Linked DNA regions of Homo sapiens: all the other regions are linked to region 3. The links are chromatin contacts, found by Hi-C or POLR2A ChIA-PET in ENCODE. All regions are on one chromosome and are shown on one strand. Each heading gives the region's core, a stretch centred on a gene start or an enhancer-like site at or near the end of the contact. The rest is flanking DNA. Distances are from core to core; before and after follow the strand shown. Region 1 holds the start of DCAF4 (DDB1 and CUL4 associated factor 4). Region 2 overlaps RGS6 (regulator of G protein signaling 6). Region 3 holds the start of ALDH6A1 (aldehyde dehydrogenase 6 family member A1). Region 4 holds the start of RBM25 (RNA binding motif protein 25). Region 5 holds the start of IFT43 (intraflagellar transport 43). Region 6 holds the start of ZFYVE1 (zinc finger FYVE-type containing 1).

What was found. Hi-C counts contacts between places; a loop is a spot of excess contacts on that map. ChIA-PET counts read pairs that join two places held with the same protein, here RNA polymerase II (POLR2A). Pooled maps may share reads with other maps.
Region 1: a loop to region 3 is called in a map of CD4-positive, alpha-beta T cell, with 5 times the contacts of the local background. The contact joins the promoter of DCAF4 here to the promoter of ALDH6A1 in region 3. A Hi-C loop is called at or near these places in 3 of 168 maps with a recorded cell type or tissue (CD4-positive, alpha-beta T cell and naive thymus-derived CD4-positive, alpha-beta T cell), 4 of 37 single-sample maps with no recorded cell type and 9 of 50 pooled maps.
Region 2: a map with no recorded cell type shows a loop between it and region 3 (9-fold over the local background). The contact joins the enhancer-like site here to the promoter of ALDH6A1 in region 3. A Hi-C loop is called at or near these places in 2 of 37 single-sample maps with no recorded cell type and 2 of 50 pooled maps.
Region 4: a map of CD8-positive, alpha-beta T cell shows a loop between it and region 3 (5-fold over the local background). The contact joins the promoter of RBM25 here to the promoter of ALDH6A1 in region 3. A Hi-C loop is called at or near these places in 3 of 168 maps with a recorded cell type or tissue (CD4-positive, alpha-beta T cell, CD8-positive, alpha-beta T cell and naive thymus-derived CD4-positive, alpha-beta T cell), 3 of 37 single-sample maps with no recorded cell type and 16 of 50 pooled maps.
Region 5: a loop to region 3 is called in a map of CD8-positive, alpha-beta T cell, with 6 times the contacts of the local background. The contact joins the promoter of IFT43 here to the promoter of ALDH6A1 in region 3. A Hi-C loop is called at or near these places in 2 of 168 maps with a recorded cell type or tissue (CD8-positive, alpha-beta T cell and naive thymus-derived CD4-positive, alpha-beta T cell) and 11 of 50 pooled maps.
Region 6: a map of naive thymus-derived CD4-positive, alpha-beta T cell shows a loop between it and region 3 (18-fold over the local background). The contact joins the promoter of ZFYVE1 here to the promoter of ALDH6A1 in region 3. A Hi-C loop is called at or near these places in 1 of 168 maps with a recorded cell type or tissue (naive thymus-derived CD4-positive, alpha-beta T cell), 4 of 37 single-sample maps with no recorded cell type and 11 of 50 pooled maps. POLR2A ChIA-PET finds 5 or more read pairs at or near these places in 3 of 52 experiments (B cell, PC-9 and activated CD4-positive, alpha-beta T cell).

Annotation. Positions count from the first base shown.
Region 1 is chr14:72,925,014-72,927,713 of GRCh38, reverse strand. DCAF4 (DDB1 and CUL4 associated factor 4) reads right to left here and starts at 1,250. Exons shown (of 14, transcript NM_015604.4): 1 at 1,171-1,250. RefSeq lists enhancers at 1-540, 1,212-1,481, 1,772-1,871, 2,272-2,700 and a silencer at 982-1,041.
Region 2 is chr14:72,476,303-72,479,002 of GRCh38, reverse strand. RGS6 (regulator of G protein signaling 6) reads right to left here. Exons shown (of 18, transcript NM_001204424.2): 11 at 2,163-2,261; 12 at 674-735. Among named protein-coding and RNA genes, the nearest start is that of MIR7843, 39 kb to the left of the region's middle. RefSeq lists an enhancer at 1,996-2,205. Within about 2 kb of position 1,267, at least 2 of the 41 ENCODE cell types and tissues checked have a DNase peak (open chromatin) inside an H3K27ac peak, as active enhancers do.
Region 3 is chr14:74,083,003-74,085,702 of GRCh38, reverse strand. It overlaps ALDH6A1 (aldehyde dehydrogenase 6 family member A1), which reads left to right and starts at 1,250. Exons shown (of 12, transcript NM_005589.4): 1 at 1,250-1,356. The coding sequence starts at 1,309. It overlaps LIN52 (lin-52 DREAM MuvB core complex component), which reads right to left and starts at 747. Exons shown (of 6, transcript NM_001024674.3): 1 at 710-747. The coding sequence starts at 728. RefSeq lists an enhancer at 659-838.
Region 4 is chr14:73,057,169-73,059,939 of GRCh38, reverse strand. RBM25 (RNA binding motif protein 25) reads right to left here and starts at 1,406. Exons shown (of 19, transcript NM_021239.3): 1 at 1,235-1,406. RBM25-AS1 (RBM25 antisense RNA 1) reads left to right here and starts at 487. Exons shown (of 2, transcript NR_184256.1): 1 at 487-664; 2 at 1,183-2,771. RefSeq lists enhancers at 1,302-1,841, 894-2,093, 1,165-2,129.
Region 5 is chr14:75,984,397-75,987,290 of GRCh38, reverse strand. It overlaps IFT43 (intraflagellar transport 43), which reads right to left and starts at 1,528. Exons shown (of 9, transcript NM_001102564.3): 1 at 1,451-1,528. The coding sequence starts at 1,504. RefSeq lists a silencer at 1,238-1,547 and an enhancer at 1,374-1,875.
Region 6 is chr14:73,025,757-73,028,456 of GRCh38, reverse strand. It overlaps ZFYVE1 (zinc finger FYVE-type containing 1), which reads left to right and starts at 1,351. Exons shown (of 12, transcript NM_021260.4): 1 at 1,351-1,531. RefSeq lists an enhancer at 1,009-1,208 and a silencer at 1,439-1,648.

The DNA.
Region 1 (2,700 bases), core at 1-2,500, 1.2 Mb after region 3:
AACAGGGATTCCACCTCTGTTGGTAGGACCCCCAGGCCTGGTTACCCACAGAACACCACCTCAGGCCGGGCGCGGTGGCTCACGCCTGTAATCCCAGCACTTTGGGAGGCCGAGGCGGGCGGATCACGAGGTCAGGAGATCGAGACCATCCTGGCTAACACGGTGAAACCCCGTCTCTACTAAAAATACAAAAAATTAGCCGGGCGAGGTGGTGGTCGCCTGTAGCCCCAGCTACGCGGGAAGCTGAGGCAGGAGAATGGCGTGAACCCCGGGGGCGGAGGCTGCAGTGAGTCGAGATCGTGCCACTGCACTCCAGCCTGGGCGACAGCGAGACTCCGCCTCAAAAAAAAAAAAAAAAAAAAAAAAAAAAGAACACCACCGCGACTCTAATTTCCATCGTTATTTAAAATCAGAGTTTGGGACTTTGGAATTGTTTCCTCTAGGAAGCCGTCCCCTCAGTTTTCTTTGCTTCTGGCTGCGCTGCTGGAGTCACAAGACAATGCCTGTAGAACACCATGGTGAAAGGCGTCATGGTTTCTGAAGCCCCCGGGGAGCCCACGAGGCGTGGCTTTCTCGCTAACTCACAACTCAGAGTGGAGGCGAGGGCCAAACCCAGGCCCCATCACTTGCTAGTTGTGCGCTACCCCGACGGACAACCAAACTGCACCCCTTTCTGCGTCTGACAAGGACATCATAGCGCTGGCAAATGTTAGCGCCTGTGAAGCCGGCAGCACAGAGCCGGCCACTTCGTAAGCTTCAACCACACCTAACCTGTTATGCTGACCTGAACATTCACAGGGGACACCGCCCCAAGGCCCGCAGCCCAGCCCCCGCCAGGTGTCGGGTGGGGCCTTCAGCAGCAGGTCTCAGAGAAGCGCTTAGAGAAACGCCCTCAGCGGCGACACTCGGGGTGCCCTCCCTGCGTGTTTACGGTTGCAGCACTGATCCGGCCGGAGGGCCCCACGCGCCCCAGAACGGGCGGAGCGCGCCGGCCCAGCTGCCACCTAGGCCCGGTGGCGCCGGCGTTCCACGTGCTCACTCCTCCCCGCCCCTCCCCGCCCCTTTCCCTGGCCTTCCTCGCCGCGCCTGTCTCCCACCCCGAGCTCTGCAGCGGGAGCGCGGCAGCCCTCGAATCGATGCCAGTAGGCACCCCAGGCAGCACAGTCTTACCTGTTCAGCGTGTCCCTTCCGGATTCCCCTCCGGCTCAGCTCTGCAGGAGTTGGAGCGAAGCGTGCAAGGACCCGGAAAGACCAAGGTGTAGCGTCAGCCAGTTAGGTGGATGCGTTTTGGTGTTGTAGCAGCCGATAGGGCTATAGCGGCCGTTCTTTCCTTCTCACTGGACGCGGCTTCTGTCTGTCGACGTCAATAGGGACGATCTCATGAAGAAGGCGGGGAGTGGGGCTTCGGCTCCTCCCAGGCCTGGCCTGTCTGGGGCGGATGCACGTGGAGGCTGGTCATGGAGCGCTTGGGGGTGGGGCCAGGCGCACGCGGGGGCGGGGCCGGGGGCTGCTCCCGGAGCAGCGGAACTGTCTGGAGACCCTTTCGTGAGAGACCGTGTCTTCCTCCCTCCGCAGGGTGATGCGGCCCTGGAGAAGTCCTCTCGCTGTAGTGGAAAGAGCGAAGGAGTCTGTGAGGCGAGGGACAGAAGTAACGTGATGTTACGACTGGCGGCGAAGTCTTCGGCAGTGGCCTCAGGCGGCCGAGGCCGCTGCCCTGGGTCTGCGTTCAGGGTGTAGCGTAGCGAGCCCTGACCGTGAAACCGGGGGGCCTCCGTGTTGGCTCCAGTACTGCTGCTTGCTGTGGGACCTAGGGCGAGTCTCTTCCCTTCTCTGTGCCTTGATTTCTTCTGTTGAGAGAAGGAATCGGATCTATCATTCTCATGTCCTCTCCAGCTTAGAGTTTGTTCAGACCACCAATATTTCTAGAATGACCTATGTGTGCTGTGCCTGTCCCAGGTATCAGCTGACGGTTATGAGATCTTATGAAAGGAAAACGGAAGCCTCTGATGGGCTTGTGTCCCGAAGAGACAGTTTGTGAGGACAGCTGGATTCACAGAGGCTAGGCTTGTTGGGGTCCAGCAGTAGGCCTGGTGTGTCATGCGGCTCCGTAACACAGGCCCCTGCCCGCGGCTTGGACCCGTTAGAAAGCAGGCGGTGGGGTTCACCCATTGCACGCCGTGCGAAGGCATTTCAGCTCTTAACCAGGAAGCTAGGATTTCAGGCTAAACTCCTGGCTCTCAGGAGTTTATAGATAAATGCAGTATGTGGAGCGGGGCCGGGTGATGAGGGAAATGAGAGAAGTGGGCATAGTCAGAATAAAGAACCGCTTCATGAAGCTTGAGCGGCCTTGAAGAGAAGGCAGAGAAAAATTCTAGCTGAACAAACAACGTGACTGGAGGCCGGTTCAAGCCGGCTGGATGGGAGGGGAGTCTTGGAAGGAAAACTCAGCAGGGTGGGTTGGGGCTTGGTGACGCAGCAATTGCCAGGGAAAGAGTAGTCAGGCCGGGTGCAGTGGCTCACGCCTGAAATCCCAGCACATTGGGAGGTTGAGGCGGGTGGATCACTTGAGGCTAGGAGTTCCAGACCAGCCTGGCCAACATGGCGAAACCCCCAACTCTACTAAAAATACAAAAAATTAGCCGGGCGTGGTGGCGGGCGCCTGTAATCCCAGCTACTCAGGAGGCTGAGGCAGGAGAATTG
Region 2 (2,700 bases), core at 18-2,517, 1.6 Mb after region 3:
CTGCCTGGTTAGATTTATTCCATATAGATTCCCCATGTGGTCTCCCATCTTCACGGAAGAGTTAAAAAAACAGACCATTTAGTTGATAAAATTGAGTCTCCCATGAGTTAACGGAGTGGAACTAGCTACTGGTGCAGAATGAAGCACACACACCGCTGTGGAAGCCAGGCTGGAGGGGCCAAATATTTTCTTTACAGCTGATTCGATGCAGTTCAGTGGTTGATGGCGTGTGGAGGCGGAACACTTCCCGATGATCCAGTCCCCTCCTGTCTATGCAGCCAGCACCTCAAAGGACACACATAATTTCTTTTCCCCTATAAAGTGAATCTGGGCATTTTATAGCTGAAAGGGGAGCAATTTCCATTTGAATTAATCCAGAGGCTGAAGGCAAAGGTGCATTATGTAGCTTTAAAGGACATTCTTCCTTGATTGACAAGGTCCCGTGGCCACCCCCTGTAAAGCCTTAGCAACGGAACATTTCTTGACATCACTCAAGGGAGGTCTGTTATCTTAGTTATACTCACATGGAGCCTGTGGGTTTTTCTGCACCCCAGTCTAAGGAATAACTACAGTCTAACTCTTGGCATTGAACACATTCGTTAACCATAACCCTGTAACATTTCTTCCCTGTTAAATTAGAAGAAAGTAGTAATATTATTAAAGGAAAACATACCTTTCAGCCACTTTGGACATTTTCAAACAATGTCTGTCGATCTGTGCGTTCAAAAATGTTATCTGGGAAAATAGAGAACACAGATGTTAAGACCAAACTAAAATTATTTTTTTCCCCTCGCTCCACAAACCCAAATCCTGCATTTCCACCAAGATCCAAATACCTCCTCTGGCCAGACATCTCCAACTCCCTCAGCTCTGCCCTCCAGCAAATTACTTGTGCCTCTGGACATCCCTATCATACAAGATTCATATTCTGCAATTTAGCCTTTGTCTCATCTCCTCCTATACTGTGGTGTGATTTAAGTCTTGCTTTCCAAAATTTAAAGGCAATGTATTTTCTACGTAGCTTAGCAACAGCATGGACAGGTGAAATGTGCCCCATAAATACCTGTTTTGAACAATCCCCAGTGACCCCTCCTCTGCCCACCTTTCACAGGCACGTCACACCCATGTCCTTGGCATGCTTGACTGGAATCATCAAATAGCTTTTTTTCTGTGTGGTTTTTTTTTCTTTTTTTCTTTTTTTTTTTTGAGACAGAGTCTCATTCTGTTGCCTAGGCTGGAGTGCAGCGGCATGATCTCAGCTCACTGCAACCTCCACCTCTCAGATTCAAGTGATTCTGCTGTCTCAGCCTCCCGAGTAGCTGGGATTATAGTCACACGCCACCAAGCCCGGCTAACTTTTTTCTATTTTTAGTAGAGATGGGGTTTCATCATATTGGTCAGCCTGGTCTCAAACTCCTTACCTCAGATGATCCACCTGCCTCAGCCTCACAAAGTGCTGGGATTACAGGTGTGGGCCACCGAGCCCCGAGCCCCGCCAAATAGCTTTTTTTTTTCATATATCCATTACCTCTTACCCATCAGATAATAAACTTGTCAAGGGCAAGCACCTCAAAGTTTACTCCTTTGGGTTTTGCCCTCTAGGAACCAGCAAGGCATAATATAAACAGTAGGTTGCTTTGTTACCAGTAAATATCAGAAGGAAGTAATATAATTAGCCATTGTCTGTTGACCTGGGCTGCTCATCATGAAAGAAAATAACATTCAACCAAGTAATGCTGAAATGGCATTGGGAGTAGAGCTTTATTTATTCTTAAACTTTCCTTTCAAATCACAGCAATAAAGTAGACCATCCTGAGCTGGTGCATTCCAATTATAAGGACTGTGTGACATGAGCCCCCTCCTTCCTCCAGCTCCCACAGCGGACTGTGGGAAACCCCATTACAGCAGTTACCCCAAGGCATGGGATGACTCATTTACGCCCTTTTCTAGTAACTGCTGGAGGAACTGGGTAGAGAATTCTTTCTCTCAAGCTTCCGTGGCTTGTTCACACACAGCACTTAAAAGGTTCAATCACCCACAGCTGGGTTCCACTGTGGTTTCCAGGAACTCAAAGCTTGCTCAATCTTCAGAGTTGAACATTTGAAAGGGTTTTTAAACTGGCCACGTCTCCTCCTGAGAGTGCAAGCTGTCAATTCATTCACCTGTTTCCGGATGTCCTCTTTTGTTGTTTTCCTGATTGGTTGGCTGAGTACATGCACCGGGCTCTGTGCCTGGGACTCTTCAGTCACGCCATACACGGACTAGGAGAAGAAGCAAGCACAGAGGATCATCCACCCACAGAATTGGAGGGTGGCTTAGGGGTCAGCTAGTCCAATGACTCATCCAATTTCGTGAATCCCCTCATGACAATAAGAGATTGGTCTCTGCTTTTATTTCTTCAATGATGAGAATGCTGCCTCTTAAGGCATGTCATCTCATCTTTGGGGTACCACTATAACCCAAATCCTATCTTTTATTGGGCTGAAAATAGCCTCCTTGTATCTCAGTGTTTCTCCAAATATGGTCCATAGACCACCTGCAAAGAATCACCTGGGTGTGCTTGGAAAAGACACGTTGCTGAGTATCCCCTCGCCCCCTGGACTTACTGCATCAGAATCTTTGTGGGTGGGTTTGGAAATCTGCACTTTTATCAAATGCCCCAAATGATTCTGAATAAAGAAAGTTCAAGAGCCACTGCCA
Region 3 (2,700 bases), core at 1-2,500:
ACTTGAAATGACTTGCATTTTACACAATATATAAACAGAAATCGTTAATTCACTCAGCCTTAAGAAACAACACGTAAAGCAGATGGAAGACAGGTTGCGACCTGTGCAAGACGACACTTAAAAGCTCAATACTGATTCTCCTCGCGACTCTCAGGGCGAGGGGCCGAGAACGTCCCCCGCTTCTCTTGCTGCCACGGCAATGGTCCCAAACTGAGGAGACAGGAGAGAGATCATGTTTCTCTTGCGGTTCAGTATCGAGATGAGGTCAGCCAGCAGCCCTGCGAGGGTTTGTGAGAATCATTCCATCCGTGCGCTCAATCAGAAGAGAACTGATCCTTTCAATGGGTACCCCAAGGAAAAAACTACAGTAAGCCACGTCCTCCAGAAACATCTCCTCCTCGACCCTCAGCCTCGCCCAAATAGAGATAAGGAAGGCACAGGGCGACCCCCCTGTCCTTTTACCCAGAATGAGTCCCTCCCTAGTGCCCTCCTCCACACGCCTGGTACAGAGCGGGGAAACTGGGCACCTCCGGAGCTGCTGTGAAGAACCGGTGAGCTGAAGACGGCGATGGATCTCAAGAAAAAAAATAAAAGGGAAAGGAGAAGAGCCCAAGAAAGAAATGTATGTTCGAGGGGCAGAGACAGAGTGGATGTTCCCAGTAGAGCAAAGAAGGAGGCTGCAGGCAAAGATCTCTAAGCCGGCTCTTACCGTCTGTGGGAGACGCCATCTTCCAACCCATGTCACGTGACGTGGCCAACCGTCGGCGGGAAAACGAGGTTCCATAAGCCACGCCCCCAAAGAGAAACCCTATCCCCAACTCGCAGCCCAGTCTCATTCCCTCGCCTCATAGGGCAATCTTTGCCTAGCCCCGCCCCTAAGTATAGCCACGCCCCTTACGCGGATGTTGAGGTGGAGCGACTGCAAAATTCTTGAAGGGTCTTATTTACTTTTTTCAGTGGGGGGGTGGGGCCTCGGTTCCGCCCTTGGCCAATCGGAGTTCCAGGTTAGGGGGGCGTCTTCCCCGTGTGCTCGGTAGGGAGTGTCCAAGTCAGGGGCGTCTTCTCTACCTCCGCCTACGTCATTGGCTGAGGTGGCAGAGGGCGAGAGCATTTTCGCTCCTAACCAATCACTTATCCCCAGGACGGGGGTGTGAGGAGAGGAATCAGGTGTTCGGACCAGTGATTGGCTGGAGAAAATAGTCCTCCCCACCAATGAGGAAGCCTGGCAGGATGGAGGGCGAGGCCTGGCAGCTGTAGTGCTTCTGGGCAGTAGAGGCGCGGGGTGCGGAGCTAGGGCGGCCGAGAGCCATGGCGGCGCTATTGGCGGCGGCGGCAGTGCGAGCCCGGATCCTGCAGGCGAGTGAGGGTGGTGCCAAGGCACCATGAAGCTAGGAATTGGATCCTTTCCGTCCGCTCCCTGAGCCATCCTCGGGCGGGACCACCTTCTTGGCCCAACCCCTTTTTGGCCAGACCTCCTACCCGACCTGTGCGGCCCTGTCCCATGCCCAGCCCTCACTTCATAACCTCCCTGGTCCCGGATCCAACCCTGGGCTGTTACCCTTGGCCCTCTACCCTTTTACTCCTAAGCCTCCTCTTTTCTGGCTCTCGCCCACTCTCCTTCTCCAGCTCTGCCCGCTCCCTGCTGTCACTCTCTTGCCCTCATCTCTCCATCCGCCCACCGTCTTTCCTTTTTACCTCTGCACCAGCCTTCTCTCTCTCCCCCAGAAACTACTCTTTTTGGTTACTCTGTCCCCTGCCGTGAGCGTCCACTTTGCCATTGCTCCCTTCCCCCACCCTACTTCACTATCCGTGGTGATCTGAGGTAAGGGGGAGGGGGGACGCGAGGGGCGAGGGTCAGTGTATGAACTTTGAATTTCCTTCTAGAGGTGGACTCTAGATTTTCACCAAAGGCAGCCATTTGCTAAGCTATTTTCCCTAAGTGTGGCTCTTTGTATTTTCCATGGACTGGCTGTCCCCTTTCTTGCCAAAACTTTGAGTTAAACTTTTTCTCAGCTAAGTTACAGTTTACATAGATAGGGCACATCTACATAGATAGGGTAGATAAGGGCACACAGTTAAAGCTACCAGTATGTTCCATGTATGTTCAAGGTACCAAACATCTTTAAAACGGGTGATAGAAAGTGGGAGCCAGGTAAGACAAGAAGTCTAAGTTCCCACCCCAAAATCAGCTCTTCTAGTGCTACACACCCTCATCTCTGCACTTGGGGGATTGAGTCCTCTCTGAAGCCAACCTAAGGAGAAATGGTAAAGCTACAGGAGTTGCATGCCTGAGGCCTGTAATCTCCAACTCTGTTTATAGTCTTTCCCCTGTTCATGGCCTACCAAGGATTTAGAGTATGTGGCAAGATTTACCGCAGGCAAGAAACAGTCTGCAAGAAACAACAGTGCCGTTCTTATTCATTACATCCAGTCTGAGAATTTCCTCTATATTGCTGAGCTTTTAGGTAATATTAGTATTCACCAGGTTTCCGTGAGTTCTAGTAAAGAAACTTGGGCAGTTTTAAGATTCTTGGCAGAGTCAGCAAAGATTCATTTTTAAATATGCTATTTAATGGGGAAGGTAGAAAGGATGAGTTTGAAGGGTTTGGCAGATGGTCTGGCCTCACTCATATTTCTTGCTGCGATCCTTGTTCTGTTCTAGTATCTTTTTTTAGTAGCAGGAAAACAAAGTTTCCACCC
Region 4 (2,771 bases), core at 157-2,656, 1.0 Mb after region 3:
TGTTACCTGGATACTGCACGAAGGATTTTACATACGTTTTTCTCAATCCCCAACCCCAATAACGTATAGATACTACTATAAATTCATTTTACAGAGGAACAAAAACCAAAGCTTAAAAGAAAAAAGAAAAAGAAAAACCAAGGCTTTAAGTTAAATGAATTAGAATACTATAAGATTCACTTGAATCATGAGTAACTTATGACCAACTTAATCCCTTTCAAGTCCTCTGAATGTTTTTGGAAATAGCCTTTAAAAAAATTAAAAGCTCCAAAGACTATACAAAAATTATTTATACATTACTGCCCACGGCCTAATACACAGAGTACTTCACACTAATACAGCAGTAGGGTGCAACAGAGGTCCAATCTCTTCCCTTCTCTTGGCTCCACTCTGCCCAGTATCAAAATGGCATTTCCATGGCAATACAAATCCATATTACATAACCTCCGAAAAATCTTCATAGTCCTACGTCTATTCCGGAAAACCGTATTTAAAAGCAGGATTGACGACCAAAGAAAAATGAGAAAGTAACATTTTAATGTGGAGCTTAGTAATCGCCTAGAATGAATGGCGATATACAGTTTACTGCACCCTCCAATGCGCAAAAGAGGCAGGATGGCAAAATTCATGACTATCTTAAGCAAGCCAGGAGACTGCTAAAAAGGTAGGTATTAGCTCAATTCCAAGGGGGTGGGGCCCAGTTCACTTGGTGGCGGGCTCTAGATGGCCAAAGAGGAAGGGAAAGATATCCGTTGGTGGCCAGCACCTCGCTAAAAAGGGTGGGTAGAGGCTAACTTCAAGGCAACGGCTGGGGCGAGAGTGTCCCAGGCCCGAAAACCTACTGTGGGGCTCCGGTAAGTAAGGGGGCTCAGGGAAGGGCTCCCCTGGGGCAGATCGATCGTTTTGTATCTAACGTGGAGCCCAGGGGGGGCAGAGACGATTCACTCCGCGGCGGAACGTGGAAGGGAAAGGGAAAGTGGGCGACAATGCAAGACGGAAAGCTCAAGCCGTAGGTCTGGCCTCCACCAGCTACGGCTGGGCCCACAGCTTTTCCAGGCCTTAGAGAAGAGAAGAAACCAAGCCTCGTGCCGACCCCTCCCCCACCCCCGCCTCCGCGCTCCCCCTTACCTCTACCCCACCCTGGCGCTTTCGCAGCCACCCCGGCTTTTCCTCCTCCACCAGCTGAGGCACCCGGTCTCCCGGTTTCCACACGCGTTCAGAGACACAAACTCACCCGCCGCTGAGGAAACGGTACTGCCTTCGCGACCTTCTGGGATCCAGGTTACGAGTGCGCTCCACTGGTTCGAGATTTCTGCCCGTCGCTCGCCAGGGAGACTGAGTGCCCAAGCGCCTACTCGCACAGGCCGCAAATACAGCCGCGCTGCGCGGCGAGCTGATGGAGGTCTTCCTCTTGCCCGGCGTGCACTGCGGCCGGGGGCGGGGAGCGCGGAACCATAGAGAAGAACGTATATAGATCGTCTCCGCTGTTGGCTCTGACTCACCAAGCCGAGACGAATAACCATAGAGAAGCAGCGTCTAGCGGTTACTAGAAAGGCCCGAACTGTAAATTATGACCCACCATGTTTGATTGGAGCCGACTGAATCTTACGACTACGGGACGCCATCTTGAGGTCAAGGTTCCGGCTGGGCACGGCGCGAGGAGTGTTAGAGGCTTTCTCACTTTTCGTAGTTTTTCGGGGGGTGGAACCTTGCTTTGTGATTCCTTGAGGTTCGAGGAACTGATAACTGGGCGCGATCTGCAACCTTAGTGTTAAACCCCAAGTGCTGTTATAACAACTACTCGAGATCAACAAATAATTGGCAAAGGCTGTGGAGGTTTTTTGAAAAGCAAAAGCTTATGCGTAGTTGTAGGGCCAAAGAGGTGGCTAGAAGATGTTTGGAAAAACGTGAAAAGTCCTGTAATACTAGTTAACACAGCTTTCGTTCTGTAATCTAAACGTGCTAAAAGAACTTAGCTTAAGTTAATGGAAATGAATAAAATTAATCATAAATGATTACGTTATTCCAATTGTGGACCTTATAGGCAATATCTAGTTACACGCCTTTCTCAACTGCTTGCCTCTAGGAAGGCATAAAACGGATTCAGTATAAAGTTATTGCCTCCCTGAGTTCCTGGTGCTGTGTTAAGTGCTGGAAGTATGAAGGCAAATGGAAGTGAGATTTGTTCCTGTCCTGCAAGAACTGTGAGCCAGGTGAAATAGATGACAAACCATGACCAGCCTAATATAAAATTGAAACATACTACACACTTCCTGCCTGCCTCCCCTACTTAATTTTACTCTAAAGCACTCATAACCATCTATCATAACATACATTTTTCTTGCTGATTTTATGGTCCGTCACTACCCCCACTAGAATGTGAATGTAAGCAATGCATGGATTGCCTGTTTTGTGCAAGAACAGGTCCTGGTACATAGCAAGCGCTCAATAAATATTTGTTGAGTGACAGAAATGATTACCGGCCGGGCGCGGTGGCTCACGCCTGTAACCCCAGCACTTTGGGAGGCCGAGGCGGGTGGATCACCTGAGGTTAGGAGTTCGAGGCCACCCTGGCCAACATGGCAAAACCCCGTCTCTACTGAAAATACAAAAATAAACTAGGCGTGGTGGCAGGCGCCTGTAATCCCAGCTACTCGGGAGGCTGAGGCAGGAGAATCGCTTGAACCCTGGAGGCGGAGGTTGCAGTGAGCCGAGATGGCACCACTGCACTCCAGCCTGGGCAACAAAGTGAGACATTGTCTCAAAAAAAA
Region 5 (2,894 bases), core at 279-2,778, 1.9 Mb before region 3:
TTCTTCTCAAGTCAGACAATTCCATCCCTTCACCATGGTTGCCCTTTTCCATTTGTCACAGCACTGAGTATCTGAATACAGCATCCTACATATGGCGGTTGTGCTAAAACAAAAATTCAATGATCTTGTCGCTAAATGCTGTTCACAGGTGTTTTCTCTAATAATTTTTAAGTATTTCAAGGTTTTAAACTTTTTGAAGACCCTGTATAGATCCATAGGGTAGAAAAACTTCTTTACTGCCTGATTTTTGTGTATGTTAAATGTAGTCTATTTATTGCCCATCTTCTCCCACTACAACATAATCACATGAGGGCAGGAACTTTGCTTTATTCATTGCTGTATCTCCAGCACCTAGGACACTGCCTGATACACAGTAGGGGCTCAATAAATATTTGTTGAATGAATGAATAACTACATTCACATCCCCAGGTACTAAAAAACATTCACGTATCAGCAGGCCTGGTGACCTTCAAAACACTTAGAGATTTCACAGCAGACACTAAAGACTTGCTCTGGGGCCCAATCTTTTAGTAAGTGCGATCCTAACCAGTTTTAAAGATAAAAAGGCCTGATGGGGGTTACAAAGGAGGAAGGTAGACACTGAACTTGGGTCTTGAATCTAGCTCCATTATTTACTAACTATAACGCTGGGTAAACCACAGCCTCATAGGCAGCAGTAGCTAACCTCTTCTGACCTCTTCCGTGATAACATATGCCAAGCACTGAGTTACACGCTTCCCATGTATTGTTGCATTTCCTTTTCACTGTAACACCTCCATTCTAGGCATAAGGAAACCAAGGCTCGGAAAGGTTAAATCGTTTTTTAGGTTTTTTTTTTTTTTTTGAACCCAGGCAACAGCTCTATGCTCCATCTGGCCTCAGTGCCTGAGCACCTAATCACTCCCTCACGTTACAAATCGGTCTTGGTTTCCTTAACTACTGAGGTAACTGAGGTTAACTCCCACCTCCCCACGGGGATTACCGGGAAGAAAGGCCGTCCCTGCCTGCCTCCCTTCCATGCATAAAACAGTGCGGCTTTTGCAGGAACTTCTGCGACGAGGTGTCCCAAAGGAAAAACTCTAGGATGGGAGCGAGTGCGACCCCGGCCGGGGCTCCCCTATCACCCTGTGATCGATCTGTTCTGGGGAAGTTCGCACTCGGGGCTCTAGAAAACGGAGAAAGGCTCGGAAATTTCCCACGGTCCTAGACGCCGGCGGGGACAGGGTGTTTTCTACTTTCTGAGGATTTTAAAGAAAGCAAACCCCAGGCCAGCAGCGGCGGAGCCCACAGTGGCCTGGGGGCGGGGCGGTGAGGCTGCCTCCTTCTGGGCCTCACCCGGCGCGGCGCGAGGCCTGCCGCCCTGAGTCGCCTCAGAGAAGTCGGGGCCGGCGGGGTCGCTCCTCCCCACCCGCCAAATCCTGGCCCCCAAGGCCCCCGAATTGGTCCTCACGGAGGTAGCCAAGCTGTAGCGAAGCTCCTCGTCCAAGTCGAGCAAATCCTCCATCTCCGCGGCCGCCTGACGTCACTTCCTGGAAACCGACTGGCCCAGACGCGTCCCTGCTAACAGCCCCGCCCCTCCACCCCAATTTTTAAAGGGTACGCAGCATGGTTCCTGGATTCTGTGTGCCATCCTCCAAACTACCGAATCTTTCTTAAATCTGCCTTGCTTGACATCTGGAAGCAACCTCCGGTTATTAAAACTCGCCAACGCTGCTCCTGCGAGACGGTAAAATAATTTGGTCGTTAGGAACTGTCTGTATTTGTAGCTCTGTTTAAATATATCAATATATTAAGTGCAAAGCACTACTACTGCTATACTGATGCCTCCCACTTGTACAGCTCTTTGCAAGGTACAGAAGGCCGTCACAGTTATTGGCTTAACGTGAGGGGCATTAACAACCTTGTGTGGGAAGCAAGATAAGTGGTATTGTTTCCATTTGACAGATGAGAAAACAGGGAATCAGGTGTAATAAATGGTTTACCATGAATTATGGAAACTGCAATATACATAATCTCTGCCTTCAAGAAGTTTACAGAGAGGCTGAATCAACACATCAAATAGCTGAGTAGTAATAACTTTCAAAAGTACAAATATTCAATATCTCATTAAATCCCAATAATCCCGCAAAGTGAGTAGCAGTAGTATCTCTAACACAACAATAAAGCACACTGAGGTACAAAGAAGGGGCTTGAGGAAAATCACCTAAGTGCCAAGCAGCAGAGCCAAATGCCCTTCTGACACCAGACATTACTGGAGTATTTATCTCCAGCACATACTACTGGGTGCCAGCCATTCTCCTAGGCTGGCAGAGGGAGATGTACCACAAATTCCCAGCCTAATGGGGCATTTAAGTTGCGTCTTTGTTGACTCTTCATATGAGATCTCCAAGTCAATATCACTGGCCAGGTCCCTGACACTGGTTGGCTGAGATCCATAGGAGATGGGCTGATAGCCCTGAAAGCAAACAACATTCCAGTATTATGTTGAGGGGAAGGCCTGGATGGACACAGGTTAAAAGCAAGGATTCGGAAGTGGGAGTAGCACCCCTGAAACCTCATTGCAAGCATTTCTTAAATATCCAGTAAATCACTCAGTTCAGTCACACATGTTACTGGATAGGACTGTGTGTTAGCATGCCTGTGACAGCAAGAGCACTGGCCTGGATATCAGAAGAGCTGTGTTCTCATCTTAGCTCTCCTGAAAACTACCTGTGTAGTCAGAGCAGAGCCCTTTCCGCTATCAGTTTCCTCCCTTGTAATTACTTTAGAGATTATCTCTAAGATCCTTTGTTAACTTGCTTCTCAGTGAGAATACTTTGTTAGATTTTAATCTGAAGAAACACTCATTGCCAAAAATCCAAGACAGATGAAATATAGGCTCCAATGAATCCCTT
Region 6 (2,700 bases), core at 102-2,601, 1.1 Mb after region 3:
CCGACCTCAGGTGATCCGTCCACCTCGACCTCCCAAAGTGCTGGGATTACAGGCATGCGCTACCGCGCCCAGCCTGAGAAGTTCTGAAACTATAGAAGGAAAGATCAGAAAAATAATAGGTAGGAAAAAAAATTCATGGTTGGCTTGGAGAATACCCTTGAAGGGTGTTAAGTAAAAATGATAGGAGGCCTTTGTTTTGGACTAAACTCCTGCACCAGGCCCCAATAGACCTGGCTAAAATAAAAATGGAGTCACCCATGCTAAAGTTTCACCTCACCAAATCCAAACTAAGTTGTTACCAAACCCAAGCTAAGTTGTTATCTGACCTTCAGAGAAATCAGGAAAGAGGGATAAGGACAGCCAGTTTCCCAAACAGGCTTGTTTTAATGTTGCATGATAATGAAGCTCCCTCTGTTGTAATCCTTACACAAAAGAAGTAGCCTGAAGTAACTGATGTCAACTAATCAGTTATTTTTCTATTGTTCTGTCTCTCTGTCCTCACCTTCCAAGGAAAGTAGCTTAGAAGTGACCAATATGTCAAGGTCCCATGAGAAGACTGAAAAAAAGAGAAGAAAGAGGAAAGAAAAGAATGACAAGAAAGAGAAAGAAAGAAACCAATATGCTCTTTGTTCTTTGCTTTTGCTTCCTCAAGCTTTTCTCTGTCTACAAAGCCAACCTCTCCTGCTCAGCTCATCAGAACATTCACTCCACTTTCTGGAATGAAGTGTTGCCTGATCCTAGAGTCGCAATAAAGCCAACTGAGATCTTAAAACTAAATTCGTTGTAATTTTGTCCTTTGCCAAGGGGGGAAAAACAACAAAAACTTCCCAAGAGTACCTATATCCTCTTATCACTTTTTCTGGTCTTTTCCTTAGTTTTTGCGAAGTGAAATTGGGAAGGTGGAGACTGTCTGTGCTCACACGTTTCTGAGGGAATGGTGTGCAAGAGGTTACTTGAATCCAAATTAATTGACTCACCATTTCCCACTTATACTAGACATTATTACATCAGTTCTCTAATGTAGCACCATGCCTTCCCCAGTTACAACCCAAAAGAACGTGCTGAAACCTGCGGACACCACACTCAATGCAAAAACTCCAAGTCCCGAAATCCTCCGTAGCCTGTCCCCACCGCCTCCTCGCAAGAGCAGCCTCTTCAGTACTGGGAGTTGTAGTCATTCAGAGTCTTCCTTTCCGGGATGAGGGGCGAGAGCGCGCCTCGAGGAGCTACATCTCCCAGGAGGCAGTGCGCACTACGCCCTTGCTGGCGCCGGGATCCTCCCTCTCTCGCTCCTCCCTTTCTGGGCTGCACCGCTCACGCCTTCCTGTTAGTCCGAGCTGGGAGAAGTTCACTCCGATCAGCTGATCCCAACTGACAACAGGAGAGGAGGAAGCCCGGGAGGCAACGAAGGAGGAGGGTGGCGGAGATGGAGATGAGGATGGATCTGCCGGTGTCCTGAGGAATAGCCTCTGCCCCCACTGGCGCCCTGCGGCCCCCCGACGCCGCCTTGCTGCGGCCGAGCTTCTCAGTGGTGGGATCCCCGGGCCGCGGCGGGCAGGGCAGGGCGGGGAGGGCACGGCCCAGCGCGGGGCGAGTGATCGTCCTGGGGCTCAGGCTGCCCTCGGGAGGAAGGGGGGGCGGGTGCGGCGGGGGTGGGGGTGGGGTGGTATAAACAATGGATTCGGCTCCGGGTTTTGCCGGCGTGGGGGGGATTTTGGGGGACCTTCTTTGTTCTTAGGCTCCGCTCCTGCCCCTCGGGTTGTGGCGGTGGTGTCCGGGTGGAAGGAAGGGTGAGGAACCCCCGGCTGGGGAGAGGTGTCGAGGTGGGGGCCCGAGTGGGCAAAATGTTTGGTTGACATGGCCGGGCGTGAGGTGTACTTTTGAAGGTTGATTTTATATTTTTCTCAATTGTGACAAGTTTGATTTTTGTTTCTGTTTTGGGAGCTGGCTGGGCATGTCTGAGGTTAGATTGTAGTAAATAAGATCCCCTAGTCACTCCCTTCGCCTTCCTTGTTTATCTGAAAATAAGGTTGATAGATTGATTACTGTAGGGGAGGAGTGACTATCAGAAAGGCAGGGCTTTACACCTTGTCGGGGCCTTGGAATGCGGGTCAAGGCTAGGGGGAATTAGGAATATAATTGTCAAAGTGACAAAAGCCCCTTTCTTGCCCCAGTTATCTTTTTTCGTATTTTGAAGTTATTTTTAAGTTAGTTTTTAAGTGACAAAGAGAAAAATTATTTGTTTTGATTCACTGCAGGCCTGGCTTTGCCATGGGTCAAAGTAGAGGAATTGTCTCCTGTTGCTCCTTTTTTTTTTTTTTTTCAGTTAGTGAAAGAAGGGACAGAAGAATTACAGTGTAAAAAAATTGTTTTTAAAGATGAAATTGTTACTATTGTTTCTAAGTTTTGAGTCTTTAATATACATCTAGCTAGAGTTGAAACAATCCAGTTACAAGGCTAACCAGGTCGGCCCAGGTATTTGATAGATCTAAAGTTTATTATTACATTTTCATTAGCTTTGTGAAGGCCTCTCCACTCCTCCCAATTGTGGGATGCATGTGGGGGTGCAGAGGGCTGTCCTTCCAAGGACTACTCACTTAGTGATTTAGATTCTGAATTTAATATCTGAATGAACAGAAAATTCCAGTCTGGGAAATAGAGCAGCAAAGTCTCTTAAATGCCTTGGGCCTAGAGGTGGCG